2 separate regions of the Mus musculus genome follow, and region 1 is linked to region 2. A link is a loop called in an ENCODE intact Hi-C map of the cell type or tissue named here. Cell type or tissue: gastrocnemius. All regions are shown on one strand. Each heading gives the region's core, and the rest is flanking DNA. Links, peaks and the distances in the headings are about the cores only. Region 1 has its middle 38 kb from the start of Gm14403. Region 2 has its middle 19 kb from the start of Gm14410.

Region 1 (16,218 bases), core at 7,172-9,671, 310 kb after region 2:
GTGTCTCTGGTTTTATGTGAAGTCCCTTGATCCACTTAGATTTGACCTTAGTACAAGGAGATAGGAATAGATCGATTCGAATTCTTCTACATGATAACAACCAGTTGTGCCAGCACCATTTGTTGAAAATGTTGTCTTTTTTCCACTGGATGGTTTTAGCTCCCTTGTCAAAGATCAAGTGACCATAGGTGTGTGGGTTCATTTCTGGGTCTTCAATTCTATTCCATTGGTCTACTTGTCTGTCACTATACCAGTACCATGTTTTTATCACAATTGCTCTGTAGTACAGCTTTAGGTCAGGCATGGTGATTCCACCAGAGGTTCTTTTATCCTTGAGAAGAGTTTTTGCTATCCTGGGTTTTTTGTTATTCCAGATGAATTTGCAGATTGCTCTTCCTAATTCGTTGAAGAATTGAGTTGGAATTTTGATGGGGATTACATTGAATCTGTTGATTGCTTTTGGCAAGATAGCCATTTTTACTACATTGATCCTGCCAATCCAAGAGCATGGGAGATCTTTCCGTCTTCTGAGATCTTCTTTAATTTCTTTCTTCAGAGACTTGAACTTCTTATCATACAGATCTTTCACTTCCTTAGTTAGAGTCACACCAAGGTATTTTATATTATTTGTGACTATTGAGAAGGGTGTTGTTTCCCTAACTTCTTTCTCAGCCTGTTTATTCTTTGTGTAGAGAAAGGCCATTGACTTGTTTGAGTTAATTTTATATCCAGCTACTTCACTTAAGCTGTTTATCAGGCTTAGGAGTTCTCTGGTGGAATTTTTAGGGTCACTTATATATAATATCACATCATCTGCAAAGAGTGATATTTTGACTTCTTCCTTTCCAATTTGTAGCCCCTTGATCTCCTTTTGTTGTCTAATTGCTCTGGCTAGGACTTCAAGTACAATGTTGAATAGGTAGGGAGAGAGTGGACAGCCTTGTCTAGTCCCTGATTTTAGTGGGATTGCTTCCAGCTTCTCACCATTTACTTTGATGTTGGCTACTGGTTTGCTGTAGATTGCTTTTATCATGGTTAGGTATGGGCCTTGAATTCCTGATCTTTCCAAGTCTTTTATCATGAATGGGTGTTGGAATTTGTCAAATGCTTTCTCTGCATCTAACAAGATAATCATGTGGTTTTTGTCTTTGAGTTTGTTTATATACTGGATTACGTTGATGGATTTCCGTATATTGAACCATCCCTGCATCCCTGGGATGAAACCTACTTGGTCAGGATGGATGATTGTTTTGATGTATTCCTGGATTCGGTTAGCAAGAACTTTATTGAGGATTTTTGCATCGTTATTCATAAGGGAAATTGGTCTGAAGTTCTCTATCTTTGTTGGGTCTTTTTGTGGTTTAGGTATCAGAGTAATTGTGGCTTCATAGAATGAGTTGAGTAGAGTACCTTCTGTTTCTATTTTGTGGAACAGTTTGTGAAGAACTGAGATTAGATCTTCTTTGAAGGTCTTATAGAACTCTGCACTAAATCCATCTGGTTCTGGGCTTTTTTTGGTTGGGAGACTATTAATGACTGCTTCTATTTCTTTAGGGGATATAGGACCGTTTAGATCATTAACCTGATCTTGATTTAGCTTTGGTACCTGGTATCTGTCTAGAAACTTGTCCATTTCATCCAGGTTTTCCAGTTTTGTTGAGTATAGCCTTTTGTAGAAGGATCTGATGGTGTTTTGGATTTCTTCAGGATCTGTTGTTATGTTTCCCTTTTCATTTCTGATTTTGCTAATTAGGATGCTTTCCCTGTGCCCTCTAGTGAGTCTGGCTAAGGGTTTATCTATCTTGTTGATTTTCTCAAAGAACCAGCTCCTTGATTGGTTGATTCTTTGAATAGTTCTTCTTGTTTCCACTTGGTTGATTTCACCCCGAGTTTGATTATTTCCTGCCTTCTACTGCTCTTGGTTGAATTTGCTTCCTTTTGTTCTAGAGCTTTTAGGTGTGTTGTCAAGCTGCTAATGTGTGCTCTCTCTAGTTTCTTTTTGGAGGCACTCAGAGCTATGAGTTTTCCTCTTAGGAATGCTTTCATTGTGTCCCATAAGTTTGGGTATGTTGTGGTTTCATTTTCATTAAACTCCAAAAAGTCCTTAATTTCTTTCTTTATTCCTTCCTTGACCGAGGTGTCATTGAGAAGAGTGTTGTTCAGTTTCCATGTGAATGTTGGCTTTCTATTATTTATTTTGTTATTGAAGAACAGCCTTAGTCCATGGTGATCTGATAGGATGCATGGGACGATTTCAATATTTTTGTATATGTTGAGGCCTGTTTTGTGACCAATTATGTGGTCAATTAAGGAGAAGGTCCCGTGAGGTGCTGAGAAGAAGGTATATCCTTTTGTTTTAGGATAAAATGTTCTGTAGATATCTGTTAAGTCCATTTGTTTCATAACTTCTGTTAGTTTCACTGTGTCCCTGTTTAGTTTCTGTTTCCCTGATCTGTCTATTGGTGAAAGTGGTGTGTTGAAGTCTCCCACTATTATTGTGTGAGGTGCAATGTGTGCTTTGAGCTTTACTAAAGTTTCTTTCATGAATGTGGCTGCCCTTGTATTTGGAGCATAGATATTCAGAATTGAGAGTTCCTCTTGGAAGATTTTACCTTTGATGAGTATGAAGTGCCCCTCCTTGTCTTTTTTGATAACTTTGGGTTGGAAGTCGATTTTGTTAGATATAAGAATGGCTACTCCTGCTTGTTTCTTCACACTATTTGCTTGGAAAATTGTTTTCCAGCCTTTTACTCTGAGGTAGTGTCTGTCTTTTTCCCTGAGATGAGTTTCCTGTAGGCAGCAAAATGTTGGGTCTTGTTTATATAGCCAGTTTGTTAGTCTATATCTTTTTATTGGGGAGTTGAGTCAATTGATATTCAGAGATATTAAGGAAAAGTAGTTGTTGCTTCTCGTTATTTTTGTTGTTAAAATTGGCATTTTGTTCTTGTGGCTGTCTTCTTTTAGGTTTGTTGAAGGATTATCTTCTTGCTTTTTCTAGGGCGTGGTTTCTGTCCTTGTATTGTTTTTTTTCTGTTATTATCCTTTGAAGGGCTGGATTTGTGGAAACATAATGTGTGAATTTGGTTTTGTCGTGGAATACTTTGGTTTCTCCATCTATGGTAATTGAGAGTTTGGCCGGGTATAGTAGCCTGGGCTGGAATTTGTGTTCTCTTAGTGTCTGTATAACATCTGTCCAGGCTCTTCTGGCTTTCATAGTCTCTGGTGAGAAGTCTGGTGTAATTCTGATAGGCCTGCCTTTATATGTTACTTGACCTTTTTCCCTTACTGCTTTTAGTATTCTATCTTTATTTAGTGCATTTGTTGTTCTGATTATTATGTGTCGGGAGGAATTTCTTTTCTGGTCCAGTCTATTTGGAGTTCTGTAGGCTTCTTGTATGTTCATGGGCATCTCTTTCTTTAAATTTGGGAAGTTTTCTTCTATAATTTTGTTGAAGATGTTTGCTGGTCCTTTGAGTTGAAAATCTTCATTCTCATCCACTCCTATTATTCATAGGTTTGGTCTTCGCATTGTGTAGTGAATTTCCTGGGTGTTTTGAGTTAGGATCTTTTTGCATTTTCCATTTTCTTTGATTGTTGTGCCGATGTTCTCTATGGAGTCTCCTGCACCTGAGAGTCTCTCTTCCATCTCTTGTATTATATTGCTGATGCTCACATCTATGTTCTATTCAGGAATTTTTCTCCATATCTTCAAGGCTTTTCCCTACTTTCTCCTAGATAAGTTTCAGTGTCTCTGGTTTTATGTGGAGTTCCTTTATCCACTTAGTTTTTACCTTAGTACAAGGAGATGAGAATGAATCAATTCTCATTCTTCTACATGATAACTGCCAGTTGTGCCAACACCATTTGATGAAAATGCTGTCTTTTTTCCACTGGATGGTTTTAGCTCCCTTGACAAAGATCAAGTGACCATAGGTGTGTGGGTTCATCTCTGGGTCTTCAATTCTATTCCATTGGTCTACTTGACTGTCGCTATACCAATACCATGCAGTTTTCATCACAATTGCTCTGTAGTACACCTTTAGGTCAGGCATGGTGATTCCACTAGAGATTCTTTTATCATTGAGAAGAATATTTCCTATCCTAGGTTTTTTTTGTTAATACAGATGAATTTGCAAATTGCCCTTTCTAATTCGATGAAGAATTGAGTTGGAATTTTTATAGCAATTGCATTGAATCTAAAGATTGCTTTTGGCAAGATAGCCATTTTCACTATATTGATCCTGCCAATCCATGTGCATCAGAGATCTTTCCATCTTCTGAGATTTTCTTTGATTTCTTTCTTCAGACACTTGAGGTTCTAATCATACAGATCTTTCACTTCCTTAGTTAGTGTCACACCAAGGTATTTTATATTATTTGTGACTATTGTGAAGGGTACTGTTTCCCTAATTTCTTTTTTTTTTAATATTTATTTATTTATTATATGTAAGTACACTGTAGCTGTCCTCAGACACTCCAGAAGAGGGAGTCAGATCTTGTTATGGATGGTGGTGAGCCACCATGTGGTTGCTGGGATTTGAACTCCTGACCTTCAGAAGAGCAGTCGGGTGCTCTTACCCACTGAGCCATCTCACCAGCCCCCTAATTTCTTTCTCAGCCTGTTTATCCTTTCTGTAGAGAAAGGCCATTGATTTGTTTGAGTTAATTTTATATGCAGCTAGTTCACTGAAGCTGTTTATCAGGTTTAGGAGTTCTCTGGTGGAATTTTTAGGGTCACTAATATATACTATCATATCATCTGCAAATAGTGATATTTTGACTTCTTCCTTACAAATTTGTATCCGCTTGACCTCCTTTTGTTGTCTAATTGTTCTGGCTAGGACTTTGAGTACTATATTGAATAGAAAGGGAGAAAGTGGGCAGCCTTGTCTAGTCCCTGATTTTAGTGGGATTGCTTCCAGCTTCTCTCCATTTACTTGGATGTTGCCTTCTGGTTTGCTGTAGATTACTTTTATTATGTTTAGATATGGGCCTTGAATTCCTGATCTTTCCAAGTCTTTTATCATGAATGGGTGTTAGATTTTGTCAAATGCTTTTTCAGCATCTAACGAGATGATCATGTGGTTTTTGTCTTTGAGTTTGTTTATATACTGGATTATGTTGATGGATTTCCATATATTGAACCATCCCTGCATCCTTGGGATGAAACCTACTTGGTCAGGATGGATGATTGTTTTGATGTGTTCCTGGATTCGGTTAGCAAGAACTTTATTGAGGATTTTTGCATCGTTATTCATAAGGGAAATTGGTCTGAAGTTCTCTATCTTTGTTGGGTCTTTTTGTGGTTTAGGTATCAGAGTAATTGTGACTTCATAGAATGAATTGGGTAGGGTACCTTCTGTTTCTATTTTGTGGAATAGTTTGAGAAGAACTGGAATTAGGTCTTCTTTGAAGGTCTGATAGAACTCTGCATTAAACCCATCTGGTCCTGGGCTTTTTTTGGTTGGGAGACTATTAATGACTGCTTCCTTTTCTTTAGGTGATATAGGACTGTTTAGGTTATTATTTTGATCCTGATTAAACTTTGGTACCTTGTATCTGTCTAGAATTTGTCCATTCCATCCAGGTTTTCCAGTTTTATTGAGTATAGTCTTTTGCAGTATGATCTGATGGTCTTTTTTATTTCCTCAGGATCTGTTGTTATGTCTCCCTTTTCATTTCTGATTTTGTTAATTAGGATACTGTCCTTGTTCCCTCTAGTGAGTTTGACTAAGGGTTCATCTATCTTGATGATTTCCTCAAAGAACCACCTCCTTGATTGGTTGATTCTTTGTATAGTTCTCTTCCTTTCCACTTGATTTATTTCAGCTGTGAGTTTGATTATTTCCTGCCATCTTCTCCTCATGGGTGAGTTTGCTTTTTTTTTGTTCTGGAGCTTTTAATTGTGCTTCAAGCTGCTAGTGTGTGCTCTCTCTGGTTTCTTTTTGGAGGCACTCAGACCTTTGAGTTTTCCTCTTAGAGCTGCTTTCATTGTGTCTCATAAGTTTGGGTATGTTGTGGTTTCATTTTCATTAAACTCTAAAAAGTCTTTAATTTCTTAATTCATTTCTTCCTTGACCAGGGTATCATTGGGGAGAGTGTTGTTCAGTTTCCAGGTTAATGTTGGCTTTCTATTATTTATGTTGTTATTGAAGATCAGCCTTATAGTTCATGGTGATCTGATAGGATGCATGGGACAATTTGAATATTTTTGTATCTGTTGAGGCCTGCCTGTTTTGTGGCCAATTACATGGTCGATTTTGGAGAAGGTACCATGAGGTGCTGAGAAATATTATCCTTTTGTTTTAGGATAAAATGTTCTGTAGATATCTGTTAAATCCATTTGTTTCATAACTTCTGTTAGTTTCACTGTGTCCCTGTTTAGTTTCTGTTTCCATGATCTGCCCATTGATGAAAGTGGGCTGTTGAAGTCTCCCACTATTATTGTGTGAGGTGCAATGTGTGCTTTGAGCTTTACTAAAGTTTCTTTAATGAATGTGGCTTCCCTTGCATTTGGAGGATAGATATTCAGAATTGAGAGTTCCTCTTGGAATATTTTACCTTTGATGAGTATAAAGTACCCCTCCTTGTCTTTTTTGATAACTTTGGGTTGGAAGTTGATTTTGTTAGATATTAGAATGGCTACTCCAGCTTGTTTCTTCGGACAGTTTGCTTGGAAAATTGTTTTCCAGCCTTTCACTCTGGGGTAGTGTCTTTTTCCTGAGGTGGGTTTCCTGTAAGCAACAAAATGTAGCCAGTCTGTTAGTCTATGTCTTTTTATTGGGAATTGAGTCCATTGATATTAAGAGATATTAAGGAAAAGTTATTGTTGCTATTATTTTTGTTGTTAGAGTTGGCATTCTGTTCTTGTGGCTGTCTCCTTTTAGGTTTGTTGAAGGGTTACTTTCTTGCTTTTTCTAGGGCATATATTCCGTCCTTGTATTGATTTTCTTCTGTTATTATTCTTTGAAGGGCTGGATTCGTGCAAGGATATTTTGTGAATCTGGTTTTGTTATGGAATACTTTTGCTTTCTCCATCTATGGTAATTGAGAGTTTGGCTGGTTATAGTAACCTGGGCTGGCAGTTGTCTTCTCTTAGTGTCCGTATAACATCTGACCAGGATCTTCTAGCTTTCATAGTCTCTGGTGAAAAGTCTGCAGTAATTCTAATGGGCCTGCCTTTATATGTTACGTGATCTTTTTCCATTGCTGCTTTTAATATTTTGTCTTTATTTAGTGCATTTGTTATTTTGACTACTATGTGTCGGGAGGAATTTCAATTCTGTTCCAGTCTATTTGGAGTTCTGTAGGCTTCTTGTATGTTCATGGACATCTCTTTTTTAAGTATGGAAAGTTTTCTTCTATAATTTTGTTGAAGATATTTGCTGGCCTTTAAGTTGAAAATCTTCATTCTCGACAACTTCTGTTATCTATAGGTTTGGTCATCTCATTGTATCCTGGATTTCCTGGATGTTTTGAGTTAGGATCCTTTTGCATTTTGCATTTTCTTTTATTGTTGTGTCCATGTTCCCTATGGAATATTCTGCACCTGAGATTCTCTCTTCTATATCCTGTATTCTATTGCTGATGCTCACTCACATCTACGGTTCCTGATTTCTTTCCTAGGGTTTCTATCTCCAGAGTTGTCTCCCTTTAGGTTTTCTTTTGTTTCTATTACCTTTTTAGATCCTGGATGGTTTTGTTCAATTCCATCTCCTGTTTGGTATTGTTTTCCTGTAACTCTCTAAGGCATTTTTTGTTTCCTCCTTAAGGGTTTCTAGCTGTTCACCAGCGTTTTCCTGTATTTCCTAATTAAAATCCTCCATCATCATCATAAGAAGTGACTTTAGACCCATGTCTTGCTTTTCTGGTGTGATGGTGTATCCAGGACTTGCTATGGTGGGAGAGTTTGGTTCCGATGATGCCAAGTAACCTTGGTTTCTGTTGCTTCTGTTCTTAAGTTTTCGTCCTGCCCTCTGATTATCTCAAGTATTTGCTGCCCTCAATATATCTGATTGGAGCCTGTCGTTCCTACAATCCCAGTTGATTCAGGACCCCTAGAGTCCAGCTTTCTCTGTGATCCTTTGCTTGTGGGCTCCCGTGAATCTGAGATTCTGAGTGTGTCAGGGATTTTGGCAGTCAAGCTTCCTCTGAGACCCTGAAATACTGGTGTGACCAAGCTCCTTTTATCCTAGGATCCTATTGTCAAAGATCCTGGGCATGTTACAGTGCCTGGAGGTAGTGTTTCCTTTGAGGAGCGTGGAGCTCTCTGGTCCTAAGTTAGTGTAGACAGTCCTCTAGGGACCGTGGGGGTGTCCGCCAACTCTGCACACAAAGTGACCAGGTACTGGCACCAACTGGAAGGGACTTGTAACTCTGGTCAGGCGGGTTTTCTGGGTCCCTAATGCTGTCACAGGTCCCGTGCCCGATGGATTGGAACAGAAGTTGTGTTCCACACACCAATGGTCCTAAGATCACGTCCTCTAGGGACCTTAGGGGTGTTCGCCAAGGTGACCCTGTGCTGGCACCGACTGGAAGGGACCATCTGGTGTAATTCTAATAGCCCTGCCTCTATATGTTACCTGACCTTTTTCCCTTACTGTTTTCAATATTGTATCTTTATTTAGTGTGTTTGTTGTTCTGATTATTATGTGTCAGGAGATACTTTTCTGGTCCTGTCTATTTGGAGTTCTATAGGTCCCTTGTATGTTCATGGCATCTCTTTTTGGTTGGGGAAATTTTCTTCTGTAATTTTGGTGAAGATATTTACTGGTGCTTTGAGTTGAAATTCTCCATTCTCATCTATACCTATTATCTGTAGGTTTGGTCTTCTCTTTACATCTCAGATTTCCTGCATGTTTTGGGTTAGGATTATTTTGCATTTTGCATTTTCTTTGATTGTTGTATCCATGTTCTCTATGGAATCTTCTGTACCTGGGTCTCTCCCTTCCATCTCTTCTATTGTTGTGATGCTTGCATCTAATGTTCCTTATTTCTTTCCTAGGGTTTCTATCTACAGAGTTGTCTCCCTTTGGGTTTTCTTTATTATTTCTATTTCCATTTTTAGATCTTGGATGGATTTGTTCAATTCTATCACCTCTTTGGTTGTATTTTCTTGTAATTCTTTATGGGATTTTTATCTTTCCTCTTTAAGGTCTTCTACCTGTGTAGCAGTGATTTCCTATAATTCCTTGAGGGACTTTTTGTGCTTCCTTTTTAAGCGCTTCTACCTGTTTACTGGTGATCTCCTGAATTTCTTTAAGTGAGTTATTAATGCACTTCTGAACATCCTATACCAGCATCATGAGATAAGATTTTAGATTCGAATCTTGCTTTTCAGGTGTGTTGGCGTATTCAAGACTCGCTGTGGTGGGCATACTGGTTCTGATGAGGCTCAGTGGTCCTGCTTTCTGTTAGTAAGATTCTTTCATTTGCCTTTCGCCATCTGGTAGTCTCTGGTGTTAGATGTTCTACCTGTCTCTGGTTGGAGCTTGTTCCTCCTGTGATTCTTTAACCCCTGTCAGCATTCCTGGGAGACTAACTCTCTCCTGTGTCCCAGTGGTCAGAACAGTCTCTGCAGGCAAGCTATCCTCTTGCAGAGAAGGTGCACAGAAGTCTGGAGCTCAGATCCACCTCCTGATTCCTGAGGTCAGAGCCCTCCCCAGAGGCCGATTCTCCTCTGGCAGTGAAGGTGTCCATGCTGCGTGCCAGCTCTGTCTTCTGGCTGAGGATGAAGGCCTGAAGGGAACCTGTCCAAGAAACTTGGTTGCTTCTGCTGCCCATGTACTCTTCTGCATAAACTGGTTTCAGTGATCCCAAAATTCTGGGTGTGCTAGGGCCTGCCTATGTCCTTTGACCCTGTTTTTGCTAGCACAAGACCCTCTGGATTTTTTGGAACTGATGTTGCGTTCCACTCACCAGTGATCTCAAGGAACTGGGTGTGCTAGTGTGCCAGCCGTGTGGGGAGTCCTCTGGGGATCTTAAGGCCCTCCACAGAGACTGCCTCAAACACTCTTAAACAATTACTGCTGTCTCATTTATCCCTAAAAGCAATTCAACAAATCTCATCGATTTCTCTCTATTCTTTTTTCTGATTATAGCTCTGGGCAGCCTCTACTATCGATCTCTGTCTCTTCTTTCTGAGCAGCCTGTCTGTCTGTACTGCACCTCCAAGCTCAAACCATCTGGGACAGACAGAAATCTTTGAGAAGGGCCCATGGCAAATCCAGACCAACAAGGATGTCCGGATCAACTTGGAGGATTTTGGTGAGTCCCAGCACATTCCACGAACCCAAGAATTATGCAAACCAATTCAGCTCAACTTTTGTTTTAGTTGTGAACTTGCACAACTTGGTAAGGAACCAGTTGGCTCAGCAAAACCAGCAACTCCGCTAAGAATCCAATTTTCCCCATCCCTTAATTTCACATCTTAACATTGGTTTTTCATTTGAGAATCTTCAGTAAGTTTTGAATACTGCGTTTCAGCCTATAGGTGTGATGCCTTCTGTAGACTTAGTTGTTACTCTGCTCTACTATAGGATGCCACCTGTTTAAGTTCCTAGCTCAGCTTGCAAATGCTTTGGAGTCTGAAATGAAAGACAAACAGCTTTATTTAATATGCCAAATCAGCTCATTGGATAGGACACTCCCAATCATCCACATTGCTAATGGCTCCTCTATGGCACTCCTGAATTACTAAAATCTATAGCCCATCTCTGCTTCCCCAGAACCAATCAGAAGAGGGAACACTGTGACTACTCTTCCACAGCTCTTATGTGGCTGGTATTCTGTCTTTCCCAGCTCTCAAGCCGGCATCCAATTCCTTTACTGGCATGGAGAACCTCTTTGTTCCCCTTGTCATGAATCCAAAAATTCTGCCTGTGTCTCCTCTCTAGCCATTGGCTGCTGGCACTTTTGTTTTCCAGTTATAATCAGCTTGGAGGAGGGAATCTCAGTGTCTCATATGCAAGATTATCGTGAAATTTGGGAAGAATTTAACACGAGTAGCATGAGAACCAATACACAATTGGGAATAAGCAGAAAAACAAGGCAAATCCAAACACCAGGCCCTAAGTACTGCCTTTTTGTTATTACCCTCCATTTACTCATATGGTGAAACTAAGTTCAAGTTTCCAGGCATCAGGTATTGTGGAGATCCAACCTAACTTTACTCATATTTTGTTCTTGAAAACATAATGACTGTCTCTAACAAAGCTTTCTGCTTTTCATAGTGTGCTTCTCAAAACATAACACCTGTTCTTTACCACCAAAGAACAAATCCAAATGATTATTTAAACTATAATACCTATATTCTATAACAGTTGATACAGTAAACTACATAAGCCCCTGTCCCTAAATCCTGATTGGTGTGAAAATGAATCTAAAAGAAAGATGAAATTTCAAGACCTGTAAGTCATATAAAGTACTCAGAAATTGCTGGTTGTTTGTAAGCCTAGAGGCTGCCTGGGTCTGAGTACAAAGAAAAACAAACCCGGGCATTCCTGGGAACAGTTTGACCAAAAAGATAAAGAGCAATATGAGGACATAACAGGGCTATCTGAACTGAGTCAACAACTCACAGAACCCTGACCTGCACGTATTCTTTTGCTGATGTTTGAATAAGCCGATAGTGTGTCACTATGCTGAGTTCCCCACCCCTAAGCCCTTTACCCATAAAAACCCCTAGCTTTCAAGCGGCAGGGTCCAATCCAGTGTCTCCTGTGTGAGATTCATTTTGACAGGGAGCTCTGTCATTAAACACCTCGTGTGTTTACAGCAAGAAGGATTCTTGTGTTTCTTTGGGTGCACTCTCTCTCCCTAGACTAGAGTGGGGGTCCCCGAAAGGGGGTCTTACAAAGCTATAATTTTGAAGGAATGTTTCTGCCTTTCCCTCCCTTTTTTTTTTTTATAAATGTTTCTTTCTTTTATTGTTTACTTTTTTTTTTTTTTTTTTTTTTTTTTTTTTTTACAATCCAGACCTTCTACCCCTTATCTTATTCAGAGTTTCTATTCCTGCACAAACATCAAGACCAGGAAGCAAGTTGGGGAGGAAAGAATTTATTCAGCTTATACTTTCATACTGCTGTTCATCACCATGGAAGTCAGGACAGGAACTCAAGCAGGTCAAGAAGCAGGAGCTTAAGTAGAGGCCATGGAGGGATGTTTCTTTACTGGCTTGCTTCCCCTGGCTTGCTCAGCCTGCTCTCTTATAGAACCCAAGAATACCAGCCCAGAGATGGTCCCACCCACAAGCGGCCTTTCCCCCTTGATCACTAATTGAGAAAATGCACCCCCCCAATAAAAGGAAAGAGCCAGGTGTGGGGGCACACACCTTTAATCCCAGCACTCAGGAAGCAGAGGCAGGTGGATTTCTGAGTTTGAGGTAAGCCTGGACTACAAAGTGAGTTCCAGGATAGCCAGGGCTACACAGAAAAACCCTGTCTCAAAAAACCAAAGGGGGGGAGGGGGGAAGTAAGAGAGAAAATGCCTTACAGCTGGATCTCATGGAGGCATTTCCCCAACTGAAGCTGCTTTCTTTGTGATAACTCCAGTTTGTGTCAAGTTGACACAAACTTGTCAGTACAATTGACCCCATGTCAACTTGACACACAAACATATCACTAGTAAGCCTCAAACCTTAGTTTCTTATTCATCCCCAAGATCTAAACAACTTTAAATGTCCCATAGTCTTTACATATTAAAAGTTCAATCCTTTTAAAATATTCAATATCCTTTAAAATCCAAACTCTTTTACAATTAAAAGTCTCTTAACTGTGGAATCCACTAAAATAATTTCTTCCTTCAAGAGAGAAAAATATGAGGGCACAGTCACAAAAAAAAAACAAAAATTAAACTCCAACTGTCCAACGTCTGGGATCCAACTCACGATCTTCTGGGCTCCTCCAAGGGCTTGGGTCACTTCTCCAGCCCTGTCCTTTGTAGCACACAGCTTGTCCTCTAGGCTCCAGATGCCTGTACTTTACTGTTGCTGCTGTTTTTGGTCATTCATGGTCCTGGCTTCTCCAAACACTGCATGACACCACAGTCCTGGGTCATCAATTGCATCTGAGGCTGCACCTTCACCAATGGCCTTACATGGCCTCTCATAGTGCTGAGCCTCAGCTGCTCTGTCTGATACCTTTATGCCAGCAAAACCAGTACCACCTGGGTAACTCTTACACGTTACCAAGTCCAGCCATAGCACAAGGTAAACCTTGGCTATCTCTGGAACACAGCCTCTGTGCTCTCAGAAAACACTTCCCAGAAGATGTCACCCCAATGATGCTGGTCTCTTCTTAATTACTGCTAATTTCTTAGCTCCAGCTAACCAGCATCAATAGTCCCAGTAATGCCAAGTTTTCACTCTAGTAGTTCTGGTATCTTGTTAATCACAGCTGATTCTTCAGCCCTAGCTAGTCAGAACTACAGAATCTTCACAATCCAAAATAGCAATGGCCCTGAAAAGAGTCTTTAGTTTTCCCTCTGAAATTTCACAAGCCAGGCCTCCATCTTCTGCACTGTTCTCAACATTATCTTCCAAGCTCCTACACAACATCCCACAGAGTTCTTAAAACTGAATGTGTCTTTTGGCCCAAAGTTCCAAAGTCCTTCCACAGTCCTCCCAAAACATGGTCAGGTTGTCACAGGAATACCCACTTCTCATACCAATTTGTCTTAGTCAGGGTTTCTATTCCTTCACAAACATGATGAGCAAGAAGCAGAGGGGAGGAAAGGGTTTCTTCAGCTTACACTTTCCAAATTGCTGTTGATCACCAAAGGATGTCAGGACTGTAACTCAAGAAATACAGTAAGAAACACCCCTGTATCCTCTTGAATTCTTTGTATGATTATTTTCATGATGAATTAGAAATGTTTAAAGGCTTACCCATATTTAATGCATTCATAGGGTCTCTCTTTCATAATGATGAAGATTTGAGAATCTGAAAAGGTTTCACCATATTATATTCCTAAATTTCTTGGCAGTATGGATTGTTTCATTGTGAAGACTCTAGAAATATTCAAAAAGCTTCACCATATTAACTACTCTCACAGGATTTTGTCTACATTATGATTTCTTTTGTGTCTTTGAATATGATTGACAAGTGAAGGCAATACCACATGGCTTGCAGACATAGGGTTTCTCACTTCTATGTCTTCTTTTATGTATTTGAAGATTGTAATGTACAAGGTTTGTACCTTTAATAACTTTCATAGGGTTTCTCTCAAGTGTGTCTTCTTTTATTTACTTAGAGACTACTGTGTCTTATAAAACATTTACCACATTGCTTATATTCATAGGGTTTCTATCCAGTGTGTATACTTTTGTGTTAGGAGATGACTCTTTATAACTGCTTTACCTAATTAGTGATATTCAGAGGATTTTTCTCCACTACATGTTCTTTATGTATTTGAAGATGATTGTGATGTAGAAGGGTTTCAGGACATTGCCGATATTCATAGGGTTTCTCTCCAGTACGTGTTTCCTTATATATTTTGAGGCCACTGCTTTGTTAAAAAAGGTGTAAAAGCACATTGCTAACATTCAAAAATCTCTCTCCTATATGTATTCTTTTATGATTTTGTTGATGACTACTTTTTGAAAAAGTTTAACCACATTGGTTAAAGTCAAAGCATTTCTCTCAAGTATATATTCTTTTATGTATGTAAAGACTATTGGTTTTTGAAAAAGCTTTACCATGTTGGTTACATTTAAAAGGTTCCTCTCTGGTATGTGTTCATTTACATACGTGGAGATCAATGCTTGCTTCAAAGGCTTTATAACATTAGATGCCTTCATAGACTTTCTCTTCTGTATGATCTTTTGCCTTTGGAGGTCACTCCTTCCTGCAAAGGCTTTACCACATTGGTTAAATACATAGGGTTTTTCAGCTGTATGTATTCGATGATATTCAAAACCACTGCTTCCTGCAAAGGGTTTAGACAGGCTAAAAGTTAAAGACCAGCAGTTCCTTCTGAGATAGAGCAAAGGCCACACTGCTTAATCCTCTGCTGTTAGGCTACAGGTGTTAATCAATGAAGCCATCAGTCTTCTACCCTCAGAAAGAGTAAGGAAGGTTTTAGGCTCAGGTTCTCAAAGCAAGGCTTAACTACATGGCATAAGGAAAGCCTGAGCTACCGATGTTGCTGTAAACAGAAAGATATGTAATCTCTTTAAAAATAGGAATTAAATTATTGATTTCTGGGAAATATTGGAGAATAGGAAGAAGTAAGAGGTCAGAGCAACTATACATAAAGAATATAAAATTTTAAAAAATAATACCAAATATTGGCTTTTTAAAAAGATATATATAATTGAAAAATATGTCACTATACTGATTTGAAAAAGATCAGGCCTATCTTGGTAGAAGGAAAGGCATTTATGAGATAGTGTTTGACCTTGTCCCTAAGTGCTTTGTTAACTAGTAAGATCTATAATCTAACACACACAGCTACAGAGAATGGCATGTGTTTTACATTTCTGAGCTCAATTAAATATGTCAACAAGGATTACACAAATCTACATAATACAGATCCTAAAATGGGAATTCATTACCCACTGGCTCAAGCTAACCTGATCAAATAAAACACCCTTCAATCTAGGTTTACTAAATTACATCCATACATGGATACAGTCTGTGAAGTTACAAAATCATTCACACTGCCCTAACCAGGACCTTCTCCATAACAGTGACCCCTGCAGCACACTCCCTTTCACTTTGGTCTGTGACCTAGCTCTTGTCTGCACTGTTTTACCTGACAGTGTACACAGTAAGCTGTTCCTCTGGTTCTCATCCTGCCAAGTGTATTTCCACACACAAGCCCCTGCCACAAAGGTTTTGTCCAGATGCAGTCTTATAATAAAGTTACTCAGAGGCCACAGCTGGGACCAAAAGGAGAGAGTAGGTCCACAAAGGACCTCACAGATGTCCCCATCTGTCTGGCTGATGCTGACAATCCAGCCTCTGGGAAGAGATATTACACAAGCATCCTTTGCTAAGATGCTTGCTCCTCCTCTTCGTGGGAGATGACATTGCACTTACCACGTCTGAAGTTCTAAGTTTGCCTGAGCTAACCTCACAGCAACCAGCAAAAATAATAAGTACCGATTCCACAGAAACACTGAGATCAGCTGAGTTACACAGAGGAACATGCAGGCTTAGTACCTGGAAGAGTCACCTCCTCTTCTGACTGGCAGCTCCATGTGGAGGCTCTAATTCC
Region 2 (16,218 bases), core at 8,695-11,194:
TGTCCCTGTTTAGTTTCTGTTTCCATGATCTACCCATTAATGAAAGTGGGGTGTTGAAGTCCCCCACTATTATTGTGTGAGGTGTAATATGTGCTTTGAGTTTTACTAAAGTTTCTTTAATGAATGTGGCTTCCCTTGCATTTGGAGGATAGATATTCAGAATTGAGAGTTCCTCTTGGAAGATTTTACCTTTGATGAGTATAAAGTACCCCTCCTTGTCTTTTTTGATAACTTTGGGTTTTTAAGTCGATTTTATTCAATATTAGAATGGCTACTCCAGCTTGTTTCTTTGGACAGTTTTCTTGGAAAATTGTTTTCCAGCCTTTCACTCTGGGGTAGTGTCTTTTTCCTGAGGTGGGTTTCCTGTAAGCAGCAAAATGTTGGGTCCTGTTTGTGTAGCCAGTTTGTTAGTCTATGTCTTTTTATTGGGGAATTGAGTCCATTGATATTAAGAGATATTAAGGAAAAGTTATTGTTTGCTTCCTATTATTTTTGTTGTTAGAGTTGGCATTCTGTTCTTGTGGCTGTCTTCTTTTAGGTTTGTTGAAGGGTTACTTTCTTGCTTTTTCTAGGGCATAGATTCCGTCTTTGTATTGGTTTTCTTCTGTTATTATCCTTTGAAGGGCTGGATTCGTGGAAAGATATTTTGTGAATCTGGTTTTGTTATGGAATACTTTGGTTTCTCCATCTATGGTAATTGAGAGTTTGGCTGCTTATAGCAACCTGGGCTGGCAGTTGTCTTCTCTTAGTGTCTGTATAACATATGTCCAGTATCTTCTAGCTTTCATAGTCTCTTGTGAAAAGTCTGCAGTAATTCTAATGGGCCTGCCTTTATATGTTACTTGATCTTTTTCCCTTGCTGCTTTTAATATTTTATCTTTATTTAGTGCATTTGTTATTTTGACTATTATGTGTCGGGAGGAATTTCTTTTCTGGTCCAGTCTATTTGGAGTTCTGTAGACTTCTGTATGTTCATGGACATCTCTTTTTTAGGTATGGAAAGTTTTCTTATATAATTTTGTTGAAGATATTTGCAGGCCTTTAAGTTGAAAATCTTCATTCTCATCTACTCCTGTTATCCATAGGTTTGGTCTTCTCATTGTATCCTGGATTTCCTGGATGTTTTGAGTTAGGACCTCTTGGATTTTACATTTTCTTTTATTGTTGTGTCCATGTTCCCTATGGAATATTCTGCACCTGAGATTCTCTCTTCCATATCCTGTATTCTATTGCTGATGCTCGCATCTACGGTTCCTGCTTTCTTTCCTAGGGTTTGTATCTCCAGAGTTGTCTCCCTTTGGGTTTTCTTTTTGTTTCTATTACCTTTTTAGATCCTGGATGGTTTTGTTCAATTCCATCTCCTGTTTAGTATTGTTTTCCTGTAACTCTCAAAGGCATTTTTGTGTTTCCTCCTTAAGGGCTTCTAGCTGTTTACCTGTGTTTTCCTGTATTTTCTAAATAAGTCCTCCATCATCATCATAAGAAGTGACTTTAGATCCATGTCTTGCTTTTCTGGTGTGATGGTGTATCCATGACTTGCTATGGTGGGAGAGTTTGGTTCTGATAATGCCAAGTAACCTTGGTTTCTGTTACTTCTGTTCTTAAGCTTGTGTCCTGCCATCTGATTATCTCAAGTATTTGCTGCACTCAATATATCTGATTGGAGCCTGTCGTTCCTATAATCCCGGTTGATTCAGGACTCCTAAGAGTCCAGCTTTCTTTGTGATCCTTTGCTTGTGGGCTCCTGTGAATCTGAGATTCTGGGTGTGTCAGAGTTTTTGGCAGTCAAGCTTCCTCTGAGACCTTGAAATACTGGTGTGACCAAGCTCCTTTTATCCTAGGATCCTGTTGTCAAAGATCCTGGGCATGTTACAGTGCCTGGAGGTAGTGTTTCCTTTGAGTAGCGTGGAGCTGTCTGGTCAGTAGTCCTAAGTTAGTGTGGACAGTCCTATAGGAATCGTGGGGGTGTCTGCCAACTCTGCACACAAAGTGACCAGGCACTGGCGCCAACTGGAAGGGACTTGTAACTCTGATCAGGTGGGTTTTCTGGGTCCCTAATGCTGTCTCAGGTCCCGTGCGCGATGGATTGCAACAGAAGTTGTGTTCCACACACCAATGGTCCTAAGATCATGTGGAGAGTCCTCTAGGGACCTTAGGGGTGTCTGCCAACTCTGAGCCCAAGGTGACCCTGTGCTGGCACTGACTGAAAGGGACCATCTGGTATAATTCTAATAGCCCTGCCTCTATATGTTACTTGACCTTTTTCCCTTACTGCTTTCAACATTGTATCTTTATTTAGTGTGTTTGTTGTTCTGATTATTATGTGTCAGGAGATACTTTTCTGGTCCTGTCTATTTGGAGTTCTATAGGTCCCTTGTATGTTCATGGGCATCTCTTTTTGGTTGGGGAAATTTTCTTCTATAATTTTGTTGAAGATATTTACTGGTGATTTGAGTTGAAATTCTCCATTCTCATCTATATCTATTATCTGTAGGTTTGGTCTTCTCTTTGCATCTCGGATTTCCTGCATGTTTTGGGTTAGGATTATTTTGCATTTTCTTTGATAGTTGTATCCATGTTCTCTATGGAATCTTCTGCACCTGGGTCTCTCCCGTCCATCTCTTGTATTGTTGTGATGCTTGCATCTAAGGTTCCTTATTTCTTTCCTTGGGTTTCTATCTACAAAGTTGTCTACCTTTGGGTTTTCTTTATTATTTCTACTTCCATTTTTAGGTCTTAGATGGATTTGTTCAATTCTATCACCTCTTTGGTTGTCTTTTCTTGTAATTCTTTATGGGATTTTTGTCTTTCCCCTTTAAGGTCTTCTACCTGTGTAGCAGTGATTTCCTATAATTCCTTGAGGGATTTTTTTGTGCTTCCTATTTAAGCGCTTCTACCTGTTAACCGGTGTTCTCCTGAATTTCTTTAAGTGAGTTATTAATGCACTTCTGAACATCCTATACCAGCATCATGAGATAAGATTTTAGATTCAAATCTTGCTTTTCAGGTATGTTGGCGTATTCAAGACTCACTGTGGTGGGCGTACTGGGTTCTGATGATGCCCAGCGGTCCTGCTTTCTGTTAGTAAGATTCTTTCATTTGCCTTTCGCCATCTGGTAGTCTCTGGTGTTAGATGTTCTACCTGTCTCTGGTTGGAGCTTGTTCCTCCTGTGATTCTTCAACCCCTGTCAGCATTCCTGGGAGACTAACTCTCTCCTGTGTCTCAGTGGTCAGAACACTCTCTGCAGACAAGCTCTCCTCTTACAGAGAAGGTGCACAGAAGTCTGGAGCTCAGATCCACCTCCTGATTCCTGAGGTCAGAGCCCTCCCCAGAGGCCGATTCTCCTCTGGCAGTGAAGGTGTCCAGGAGTCTGGGTGCCAGCTCTGTCTTCAGGCTGAGGATGAAGGCCTGAAGGGACCCTGTCCAAGAAACTTGGTTGCTTCTGCTGCCCATGTACTCTTCTGCATAAACTGGTTTCAGTGATCCCAAAATTCTGGGTGTGCTAGGCCCTGCCTATGTCCTTTGACCCTGTTTTTGCTAGCACAAGACCCTCTGGATTTTTTGGAACTGATGTTGCGTTCCACTCACCAGTGATCTCAAGGAACTGGGTTTGCTAGTGTGCCAGCCGTGTGGGGAGTCCTCTGGGGACCTTAGGGCCTTCCACAGAGACCGCCTCAAACACTCTTAAACAATTACTGCTGTCTCATTTATCCCTAAAAGCAATTAAACAAATCTCATCGATTTCTCTCTATTCTTTTTTCTCATTGTAGCTCTGGGCAGCCTTTACTATCGACCTCTGTCTCTTCTTTCTGAGCAGCCTGTCTGTCTGTACTGCACCTCCAAGATCAAACTATTTGAGACAGACAGAAATCTTTGAGAAGGGCCCATGGTAAATCCAGACCAACAAAGATGTCCGGATCAGCTTGGAGGATTTTGGTGAGTCCCAGCACATTCCACGAACCCAAGAATTATGCAAACCAATTCAGCTCAACTTTTGTTTTAATTGTGAACTTGCACAACTTGGTGAGGAACTAGATGGCTCAGCAAAACCAGCAACTCCACTAAGAATCCAATTTTCCCCATCCCTTAATTTCACATCTTAGCATTGGTTTTTCATTCGAGAATCTCCAGTAAGTTTTGAAAACTGTGTTTCAGCCTATAGGTGTGATGCCTTCTGTAGACTCAGTTGTTACTCTGCTCTACTATAGGATGCCACCTGTGTAAGTTCCTAGCTCAGCTTGCAAATGCTTTGGAGTCTGAAATGAAAGACAAACAGCTTTATTTAATAAGCCAAATCAGCTCATTGGATGGGACACTCCTAATCATCCACATTGCTAATTGGCTCCTCTATGGCACTCCTGAATTACTAAAATCTATAGCCCATCTCTGCTTCCCCAGAACCAATCAGAAGAGGGAACACTGGAACTACTCTTCCACAGCTCTTATGTGGCTGGTATTCTGTCTTTCCCAGCTCTCAAGCCAGCATCCAATTCCTTTACTGGCATGGAGATCCTCTTTGTTCCCCTTGTCATGAATCCAAAAATTCTGCCTGTGTCTTCTCCCTAGCCATTGGCTGCTGGCACTTTTGTTTCCCAGTTATAATCAGCTTGGAGCAGGGAATCTGTGTCTCAAATGCAAGATTATCGTGAAATTTGGGAACAATTTAACACGAGTAGCATGAGAACCAATACACAATTGGGAATAAGCAGAAAAACAAGGCAAATCCAAACACCAGGCCTTAAGTACTGCCTTTTTGTTATTACCCTGCATTTACTCATATGGTGAAACTAAGTTCAAGTTTCCAGGCATCAGGTATTGTGGAGATCCAACCTAACTTTACTCATATTTTGTTCTTGAAAACATAATGACTGTAACAATGCTTTTCGCTTTTCATAGTGTGCTTCTCAAAACATAACACCTGTTCTTTACCACCAAAGAACAAACGTAAATGATTGTTTAAACTATAATACCTATATTCTATAACAGTTGGTACAGTAAACTACATAAGCCCCTGTCCCTAAATCCTGATTGGTGTGAAAATGAAGCTGAAAGAAAGATGAAATTTCAAGACCTGTAAGTCATATAAAGTACTCAGAAATTGCTGGTTGTTTGTAAGCCTAGAGGCTGCCTGGGGATGAGTACAAAGAAAAACAAACCCGGGCATTCTTGGGAACAGCTTGACCAAAAAGATAAAGAGCAATATGAGGACATAACAGGGCTATCTGAACTGAGTCAACAACTCACAGAAGCCTGACCTGCACGTATTCTTTTGCTGATGTTTGAATAAGCCGATAGTGTGTCACTATGCTGAGTTCCCCACCCCTAAGCCCTTTACCCATAAAAACCCCTAGCTTTCAAGCGGCAGGGTCCAATCCAGTGTCTCCTGTGTGAGATTCATTTTGACAGGGAGCTCTGTCATTAAACACCTCGTGTGTTTACAGCAAGAAGGATTCTTGTGTTTCTTTGGGTGCACTCTCTCTCCCTAGACTAGAGTGGGGGTCCCCGAAAGGGGGTCTTACAAAGCTATAATTTTGAAGGAATGTTTCTGCCTTTCCCTCCCTTTTTTTTTTTATAAATGTTTCTTTCTTTTATTGTTTACTTTTTTTTTTTTTTTTTTTTTTACAATCCAGACCTTCTACCCCTTATCTTATTCAGAGTTTCTATTCCTGCACAAACATCAAGACCAGGAAGCAAGTTGGGGAGGAAAGATTTTATTCAGCTTATACTTTCATACTGCTGTTCATCACCATGGAAGTCAGGACAGGAACTCAAGCAGGTCAAGAAGCAGGAGCTTAAGTAGAGGCCATGGAGGGATGTTTCTTTACTGGCTTGCTTCCCCTGGCTAGCTCAGCCTGCTCTCTTATAGAACCCAAGAATACCAGCCCAGAGATGGTCCCACCCACAAGCGGCCTTTCCCCCTTGATCACTAATTGAGAAAATGCACCCCCCCCCAATAAAAGGAAAGAGCCAGGTGTGGGGGCACACACCTTTAATCCCAGCACTCAGGAAGCAGAGGCAGGTGGATTTCTGAGTTTGAGGTAAGCCTGGACTACAAAGTGAGTTCCAGGATAGCCAGGGCTACACAGAAAAACCCTGTCTCAAAAAACCAAAGGGGGGGAGGGGGGAAGAAAGAGAGAAAATGCCTTACAGCTGGATCTCATGGAGACATTTCCCCAACTGAAGCTGCTTTCTTTGTGATAACTCCAGTTTGTGTCAAGTTGACACAAACTTGTCAGTACAATTGACCCCATGTCAACTTGACACACAAACATATCACTAGTAAGCCTCAAACCTTAGTTTCTTGTTCATCCCCAAGATCTAAACAACTTTAAATGTCCCATAGTCTTTACATATTAAAAGTTCAATCCTTTTAAAATATTCAATATCCTTTTAAATCCAAAGTCTTTTACAATTAAAAGTCTCTTAACTGTGGAATCTACTAAAATAATTTCTTCCTTCAAGAGAGAAAAATATGAGGGCACAGTCACAATCAAAAGCAAAAATTAAACTCCAACTGTCCAACGTCTGGGATCCAACTCACGATCTTCTGGGCTCCTCCAAGGGCTTGGGTCACTTCTCCAGCCCTGTCCTTTGTAGCACACAGCTTGTCCTCTAGGCTCCAGATGCCTGTACTTTACTGCTGCTGCTGTTTTTGGTCATTCATGGTCCTGGCTTCTCCAAACACTGCATGACACCACAGTCCTGGGTCATCAATTGCATCTGAGGCTGCACCTTCACCAATGGCCTTCCATGGCCTCTCATAGTGCTGAGCCTCAGCTGCTCTGTCTGATACCTTTATGCCAGCAAAACCAGTACCACCTGGGTAACTCTTAAACGTTACCAAGTCCAGCCATAGCACAAGGTAAACCTTGGCTATCTCTGGAACACAGCCTCTGTGCTCTCAGAAAACACTTCCCAGAAGATGTCACCCCAATGATGCTGGTCTCTTCTTAATTACTGCTAATTTCTTAGCTCCAGCTAACCAGCATCAATAGTCCCAGTAATGCCAAGTTTTCACTCTAGTAGTTCTGGTATCTTGTTAATCACAGCTGATTCTTCAGCCCTAGCTAGTCAGAACTACAGAATCTTCACAATCCAAAATAGCAATGGCCCTGAAAAGAGTCTTTAGTTTTCCCTCTGAAATTTCACAAGCCAGGCCTCCATCTTCTGCACTGTTCTCAACATTATCTTCCAAGCTCCTACACAACATCCCACAGAGTTCTTAAAACTGAATGTGTCTTTTGGCCCAAAGTTCCAAAGTCCTTCCACAGTCCTCCCAAAACATGGTCAGGTTGTCACAGGAATACCCACTCCTCATACCAATTTGTCTTAGTCAGGGTTTCTATTCCTTCACAAACATGATGAGCAAGAAGCAGAGGGGAGGAAAGGGTTTCTTCAGCTTACACTTTCCAAATTGCTGTTGATCACCAAAGTATGTCAGGACTGTAACTCAAGCAATACAGTAAGAAACACCCCTGTATCCTCTTGAATTCTTTGTATGATTATTTTCATGATGATGAATTAGAAATGTTTAAAGGCTTATTCATATTTAATGCATTCATAGGGTCTCTCTTTCATAATGATGAAGATTTGAGAATCTGAAAAGGTTTCACCATATTATATTCCTAAATTTCTTGGCAGTATGGATTGTTTCATTGTGAAGACTCTAGAAATATTCAAAAAGCTTCACCATATTAACTACTCTCACAGGATTTTGTCTACATTATGATTTCTTTTGTGTCTTTGAATATGATTGACAAGTGAAGGCAATACCACATGGCTTGCAGACATAGGGTTTCTCACTTCTATGTCTTCTTTTATGTATTTGAAGATTGTAATGTACAAGGTTTGTACCTTTAATAACTTTCATAGGGTTTCTCTCAAGTGTGTCTTCTTTTATTTACTTAGAGACTACTGTGTCTTATAAAACATTTACCACATTGCTTATATTCATAGGGTTTCTATCCAGTGTGTATACTTTTGTGTTAGGAGATGACTCTTTATAACTGCTTTACCTAATTAGTGATATTCAGAGGATTTTTCTCCACTACATGTTCTTTATGGATTTGAAGATGATTGTGATGTAGAAGGGTTTCAGGACATTGCCGATATTCATAGGGTTTCTCTCCAGTACGTGTTTCCTTATATATTTTGAGGCCACTGCTTTGTGAAAAAAGGTGTAAAAGCACATTGCTAACATTCAAAAATCTCTCTCCTATATGTATTCTTTTATGATTTTGTTGATGACTACTTTTTGAAAAAGTTTAACCACATTGGTTAAAGTCAAAGCATTTCTCTCAAGTATATATTCTTTTATGTATGTAAAGACTATTGGTTTTTGAAAAAGCTTTACCATGTTGGTTACATTTAAAAGGTTCCTCTCTGGTATGTGTTCATTTACATACGTGGAGATCAATGCTTGCTTCAAAGGCTTTATAACATTAGATGCCTTCATAGACTTTCTCTTCTGTATGATCTTTTGCCTTTGGAGGTCACTCCTTCCTGCAAAGGCTTTACCACATTGGTTAAATACATAGGGTTTTTCAGCTGTATGTATTCGATGATATTCAAAACCACTGCTTCCTGCAAAGGGTTTACTACCTTGGTTCCATTCATGGGGTGTTTCTCCTGTATGTGTTCTTTTATGACATTGGAGACCACTGCTTCCTGCAAAGGCTTAACCACACTAGTTACATTCATAGAATCTCTCTCCTGTACGTGTTCGCTTATATATCTGGAGAGTACTGCTTTCTGCAAAGCTTTACCACATTGTTTACATTCATAGGGTTTATCTCCTGTATGTGTTCGCTTATGAATTTGAAGGTCAACACTTCTTATAAAAGCTTTACCACATTGCTTACATTCACAGGGTTTCTTTCATGTATGTATTCGCTTATGTATTAGAAGGTCACCACTTCTTTTAAAAGCTTTACCACATTGGTTACATTCATAGGGTTTCTCTCCTGTATGTGTTCGCTTATGTATTTGGAGAGTACTGCTATGTGCAAAGGCTTTACCACATTGTTTACATTCATAGGGTTTCTCTCCTGTATGTGTTTGTTCATGTATTCGGAGAGCAATGCATTGTACAAGGGCTTTACCACATTGGTTAAATTCAAAGGGTTTCTCTCCTGTATGTGTTCGCTTATGTATTTGGAGTTCTCTCTCCCCTTTTTACAAAAGCTTTATCACATTGTTTACATTCATAGGGTTTCTCTCCTCTATGTGTTTGCTTATGGATTTGGAGAGTACTGCTATGTGCAAAGGCTTTACCACATTGGTTACATTCATAGGGTTTCTCTCCTCTATGTGTTCGCTTATGGATTTGGAGTTCTCTCTCCCCTTTTTACAAAAGCTTTATCACATTGGTTACATTCATAGGGTTTCTCTCCTCTATGTGTTCGCTTATGGATTTGGAGAGTACTGCTATGTGCAAAGGCTTTATCACATTGTTTACATTCATAGGGTTTCTCTCCTGTATGTGTTCGTTTAAGTCTTTAGAGGATACTCCTTGTTCCAAAGTCTTTACCACATTGGTTACAGTCATAGTGTTTCTCTCCATTGTGTATTCTTTCATGCCTTTGACTATGACTCTGACATGCAAAGGCTTTACCACATTGAATAAACTCAGAGTGTTGCTCTGCTGAACAACTTCTTTCATGCCTGCAAATACAATTGGCACACGTGAAATTGTTCTCGCATTGATTATACTGATGAGTCTTTTTATCTGTATGAATTCTTTTAAAAATTGGCTTCATTCGAAAGAGCAATCTAATGTTAATGTAATATGCCTTTGTTTGCATTCAAAGGTGTTCTCCTCATTATGGATTGTTTTACATCTTTGAGGAAACATGAAATGGGAACAGTATTGATTATCTGGCTCACATTTATAGCATACTTTTTGTATAAAAGGTTATTCACATATTTGAAAAAAAAAAGGAAGAACTCAAAGTCTTTGCACACTGATTGCATTCACAAATATTGTTATCATGAGAGTAACACCACATTTGGAACATGAACAAATGCAAACAGAATATAATTTCTACTACCCTAATTCTCATTATGATTTTCAGCAGTTTGAGTTGGTAAATGTCCCCAATAATGTTGGGAAACTAAGTACTTATAAACTTACAGCACATTTAGAATGTCACTCAAAGTATGTTATACTGCATATCCCCTTGTTGTTCTGAAAAAGTGAAAGGTATGTGGCATCTTTCAATACCCCTATGCTCACAATGTCTGTATCCATAGTTACGTATGGCAACCATATTAAAAGAGAATAACAAGTGTAAAGGTTCCATATTACATTCACACACGTGACGTTTTTCCTCATAGAGATGTAGTATAGCGATTAAGGTTTTTCCACCAAACCATTTTTGAATCTTATGAACTGTCCATCTCACTAAATTTAGCAATGATATTACAAGTATATCATTGAGCTCAGATATACTATGGATTATTTGCTTATTACTAGGTTTTAGACATATACTTGTCACCTAATCACTGTGTGTTCCTTTTGCAATAGCTAAGCGATATGAGACTGAAGACACTCGCACTTGTACAGCATGGCTCTACTAGGCTTGATTTAAACAGTAACATATCTGTTAAGCCATTATTTCTCTGTCTTTGAACTAATGGAAAGTCTTGCAAACAATAATTACATATCTGCCATAGACATATATGATTTTATGAAATTCAATAAACTTCCATAACTGAAAGCAGTGCTTATTGTACCCTATTGGTTTTCTTTACTACTTGTAGCACACGTTAAACTTTCTTCATAGGCATTTTCTCCTCAGCTTGCAGAGGAAAATTACCTTCCATGACTTCTAGAAGTTTGGAAATGGTCTTCAATTGTATGTTCTTCCCAAATGTAACCTAAACCCAGTACCAGAGAAAGTATGTTACATTATTGGCAATTAGGCAACATTTAAGTTACTAACTCCATTGAACTTTAAAACCATGAGTGATTTATTCACCATATTATTCCTCATTCTCAATTAAAATTACAAAAACAAAAAACAATAACAAAGAAACAAAGAATACATGTTATAAAGTAAATTAAAAAATCCAATATTACCTATAGCTGTGAGATTCCTATAAGTCTCTACAATCACACTTTTGTAGAGACTCTTCTGAGAAGCATCCAGCAAAACCTACTCTTCCTGAGTGAAGTTCACATGCATGTCATCATAGGTGACTAAATCCTGTAGGATTTGATAAGAGTGCACAAAACAAAATATACAGACAAGAGTATAAGGTTTATTTCAAAATGAATATTCGCTGACTGCCCTGCCCACACACATAGTACTTTTTATCCAGTCTTTTACAGTTGGACAACAAAAACTTAAGTAAATAAATGATCTCTGGGAACCTGATGCCTTAGTTTTAAGATGTTCTGTATGGAACCATGTAGAATGCTGGTAGACCTTCCACATTTTTGTTATTGAGATCAAATATGCAAGAGTTCCCTTAAAACTGCAGTTTCCTCTCACCTATCCATGTCACAAAAGACCATTTCCATCTCCCCTTCCCTTCTTGCCACATGTCCCCTTCCCTTCTTAGCCCCCAAGTATGGACAGACACCCCCTTCTCAACCATAGCCAATTCTCCCAAAGGCCAAGCAGTCTGTCTAAAGAACAAGCCCACTATCAGTTTTCCTAGACATAATTCTCATAGTAGCCCACAGAACTGCCGCACAATATCAGGGAAAGCTTCCTCTGCCCATTTCCATGTGACCAATTTTCAACTTTTCTTCAATAACTAAGGCAACTACACCAGGAACAATGTGAACTTGACTAACATTACCTGTGCTAGTATGTGTATAGAAATAAAATAAAATCATATTTCCTGACTCCAATAAAAATAACTCAAAGTCACCCCTAAACTGTTATAAATCTGACCCTACAGTTACTACTGATCTGTCTTCCAAACAGAGAGGCCCCATGCTCCAGAGTTCTCTCTGTCATTGTAGATGATCAGAAAGTTGAGCTACTGTTCTATAGCTGTTCATGACCCTTTGTACTTTCAGGCTAAACCAGGCCCTGGGAGCCCATATACAAAACAATGCTGAATGATAACTTAATGTCTGCTTCCTGCCATATGCATTATGCTCCAATCTGTCCTATCCACCCACCCAGCACCATCAATACCTGAGAAACTTCTTCATGTCAGAAGCTCCTTTTGTAACCAAGAATTGAAGTTCTGTGAATCATGCCATTTTGACAATAGGTAACAGAAAGGTAAAAGGAATCTAAGCAAATATTTCTGAAGGACGATCGTGATCAGCTCTTTACTACTACCTTCTAAACTATTTATAAAACTAGTCACACAAAACTGAATACAGAAGGGTCATGAATTCTAGAAATCAAACCATTACTTTTCCAATGTTGTCCTATGGCACACCAAAGGCAATGCCTGTATATGCACACTGCAGAGTGACATTTAAGTTCCATACCTTGCCACTCTCAGGGCTACCGAGCCACCCCCACCCCTGTAAATCCACAGTCAGGAAGAGTCAAAGGACAAGGGCCTCTGTTATGATCACCACATGGACCAACAGAACCACACTCTGACCCACAGTCCATTTAGAACCAGCAGATCGGACTCAAATAGCTCTGCAGACTTGCTTCTCCTGTACTGTCAATGGAGATTACTATAATAACCAGGGGATGGTTTGTGGTCTTCCAGGCAGCTTATAACACATGCATCTGAGGAGAATCCTGTAGAGAATCTGCAAGCTACCTTCCCCTAGTGTTCCTGATTGTTAGTCCTGCCCATAGTCCCTCATTAGCATGGAAAAGTCAGCTGGGCTTCAGGGCAGCAGCAGCTCCTTCACTATGGGATCACAGAGCAAAAGATTTAGATAGCTAAAACCTCCCAAACTCTGCAGTTACACCCTACAAGCAGACAGAGCCCCAGTCCGGCATATTTACATTTAAAAGAACGTTCTAGTCCCACAAACCAAGTAATTTCCATTTTAAAGGCCCAGGGTCCTTTCTTTGTATATTCAATTATGCATGCAATACACACTACAGTCATCTATACTACTTACTGGGGAAGTCCTGCAGCCAACCTGCAGTCAAATTCATATATTAACAAAAATTTCAAAGTGAAAGTGGGTTTGAATTTTAAAACTAAAAGCAGCCATTGGGCCAGAAAAAGGTAGAAAAAGAAGATTTTTAAAAAAAAAAGACATCACTGCTCCTAGGTATGTTGGAGTAGAAAGTATATTATACACAAAGTGAGAACATAGCCAGACCCATTTGTACCTGGGAAAATATAGACATGACCTTGGACCTTGTGAAGAGAGGAAGGAGGGCAGAAGCAAGAGCCAGGTCAGGAGGATTAATGATAGATGGAAAGGCCAGTTCCCAAATGATTGGATTGCATACAGAATGGCAGCTGGGAGATTGGCTGTCCTATTCCTGGGGTAGATGGTGAGGTATGCCAGCAATATGCTGTAACAGGCAGGGCCTGTGATCTCATTTGTCATTGCTCTAATCTGGGAAATGCCACAAGATGGCCAGTATGGAATTTTACTGATTGTGCAAAATTGATTACTTGACTCCTCATGGTGAATGTCAACCAAAGCATAAAGGCCTCACCTACCTTATTCCTCCTCCTCTTCGGTGCTGCAAGTAGACCAGCTTCAAAGTTGGTCAGTGAACTCAACCTTATACCTGTCCCTCTTTATTTGTAATCCCCTAATTTGTAACCCTGTAAACCAGGGAGGTTAGACAGCACTCATTCCCTGGTGTCTTTTGTCTCACTGATCAGTCAGAACCCAGCCTGAAAGCAGTTGTAGGAATGTTTTACAAGCCCTGGGCAGCAGAGGCTGGATTTAGTAGTTCAAAGCAAGTCTTAACTACATGGCATAAAGAAAGTAGGAGCTACAGGAGATGTTTCTCTAAACAGACAGATATGAAATCTCTTTAAAAACAGGAATGAAATTCTTAATTTTGGGGCAATATTGGAGAACAGAAACACTTAAGAGATCACCCATGGATAGTGAAAATGAAATTTAAAATCTAATACCAAAAATGAACTTTTTAAAAAGAAAAAAAATAAATGAAAAAATATATTACTGTACTGATTTGAAAAAGATCATGCCCTTCCTGGTAGAAGGAATGGCAATAATAAGATAGTGTTTGACCTTGCCCCTATGATCTTTGTTAACTACTAAGATCTATAATGTGACACACACAGCTACAGTTAATGGCATGTATTTATATTTCTGAGATCACTTAAATATGTCACCAAGGTTAGCACATGTCTCATAATACAGATCATAAAATGGGAATTCATCACTCACTGGCTCAAGCTAACCTGCCCAAAATTAACACCCACCAATCTAGTTTTACTAATAACCATTCTCTGTTGTAAACTTCTCTCTCAATTTATGATTTGATTTTTTGTGTGAACTTGTAGTGTACTCTGTAACATGTGATCAGGTATTCTGAAAGATTTATAAGTACAGAGGACAAGGAGATATGGAAAAGAGAAAGAAGTGTTTTTGCCCTTCCCCACTTAGGATCTTTTCGCTTTTCCTCTTAGATAGCTTTCATAGGTAACTTTTGACAACTTAGTAAAAACTCCATAACCACTTCTTTGAGTGTCCCATTTTCTTCCTGTGACTTCTGACCTGCAGGCTAAAAGTTAAAGACCAGCAGTTCCTTCTGAGATAGAGCAAAGGCCACACTGCTTAATCCTCTGCTGTTAGGCTACAGGTGTTAATCAACGAAGCCATCAGTCTTCTACCCTCAGAAAGAGTAAGGAAGGTTTTAGGCTCAGGTTCTCAAAGCAAGGCTTAACTACATGGCATAAGGAAAGCCTGAGCTACCGATGTTGCTGTAAACAGAAAGATATGTAATCTCTTTAAAAATAGGAATTAAATTATTGATTTCTGGGAAATATTGGAGAATAGGAAGAAGTAAGAGGTCAGAGCAACTATACATAAAGAATATAAAATTTTAAAAAATAATACCAAATATTGGCTTTTTAAAAAGATATATATAATTGAAAAATATGTCACTATACTGATTTGAAAAAGATCAGGCCTATCTTGGTAGAAGGAAAGGCATTTATGAGATAGTGTTTGACCTTGTCCCTAAGTGCTTTGTTAACTAGTAAGATCTATAATCTAACACACACAGCTACAGAGAATGGCATGTGTTTTACATTTCTGAGCTCAATTAAATATGTCAACAAGGATTGCACAAATCTACATAATACAGATCCTAAAATGGGAATTCATTACCCACTGGCTCAAGCTAACCTGATCAAATAAAACACCCTTCAATCTAGGTTTACTAAATTACATCCATACATGGATACAGTCTGTGAAGTTACAAAATCATTCACACTGCCCTAACCAGGACCTTCTCCATAACAGTGACCCCTGCAGCACACTCCCTTTCACTTTGGTCTGTGACCTAGCTCTTGTCTGCACTGTTTTACCTGACAGTGTACACAGTAAGCTGTTCCTCTGGTTCTCATCCTGCCAAGTGTATTTCCACACACAAGCCCCTGCCACAAAGGTTTGTCCAGATGCAGTCTTATAATAAAGTTACTCAGAGGCCACAGCTGGGACCAAAAGGAGAGAGTAGGTCCACAAAGGACCTCATAGATGTCCCCATCTGTCTGGCTGATGCTGACAATCCAGCCTCTGGGAAGAGATATTACACAAGCATCCTTTGCTAAGATGCTTGCTCCTCCTCTTTGTGGGAGATGACATTGCACTTACCACGTCTGAAGTTCTAAGTTTGCCTGAGCTAACCTCACAGCAACCAGCAAAAATAATAAGTACCGATTCCACAGAAACACTGAGATCAGCTGAGTTACACAGAGGAACATGCAGGCTTAGTACCTGGAAGAGTCACCTCCTCTTCTGACTGGCAGCTCCATGTGGAGGCTCTAATTCGCTATTGAGTCTTGAGTGAAGTGAACACCAGGCTTAGGGTTAGAGTGTACTGTAGAGATGCAGCCAAGTGGTTCCAGTCTGGGCCAATCCTTTTCCAGATCTGCAGATTTGCAGTTCAGTAGCACCAGTGTGTCTCATCCAATAGTCTATTCTCTCGCTAGCCCTTGGGAGAGGCTAAGATTCCTGATCCTTGCTGCCTAAGTGCCTGCCTCTCCCCTTTCTGGGCAGTGCCCCTGGGTACACTGCTTTGAAAGTTTGGAGCTTGCCTGAGCTCCAATTCCAGCGCTCAGGAGGC

What was found. A loop is a pair of places that touch in the nucleus more often than their neighbours do. Peaks named below come from ENCODE experiments on the same cell type or tissue, not always from the same donor. Only the 100,000 strongest peaks of a DNase experiment are listed, where the experiment ranks them.
Region 1: a loop joins it to region 2, with 9 times the contacts of the local background. A loop is called at or near these places in 7 of 42 quality-filtered maps.

The regions. Positions count from the first base shown.
Region 1 is chr2:177,527,658-177,543,875 of GRCm38, forward strand. No RefSeq gene overlaps it. Among named protein-coding and RNA genes, the nearest start is that of Gm14403, 38 kb to the left of the region's middle. In gastrocnemius, for the core only: no CTCF peak of the experiment used is centred there; a DNase peak (open chromatin) is centred at 8,416.
Region 2 is chr2:177,217,756-177,233,973 of GRCm38, forward strand. It overlaps the pseudogene Gm14400. Among named protein-coding and RNA genes, the nearest start is that of Gm14410, 19 kb to the left of the region's middle. In gastrocnemius, for the core only: no CTCF peak of the experiment used is centred there; no DNase peak of the experiment used is centred there.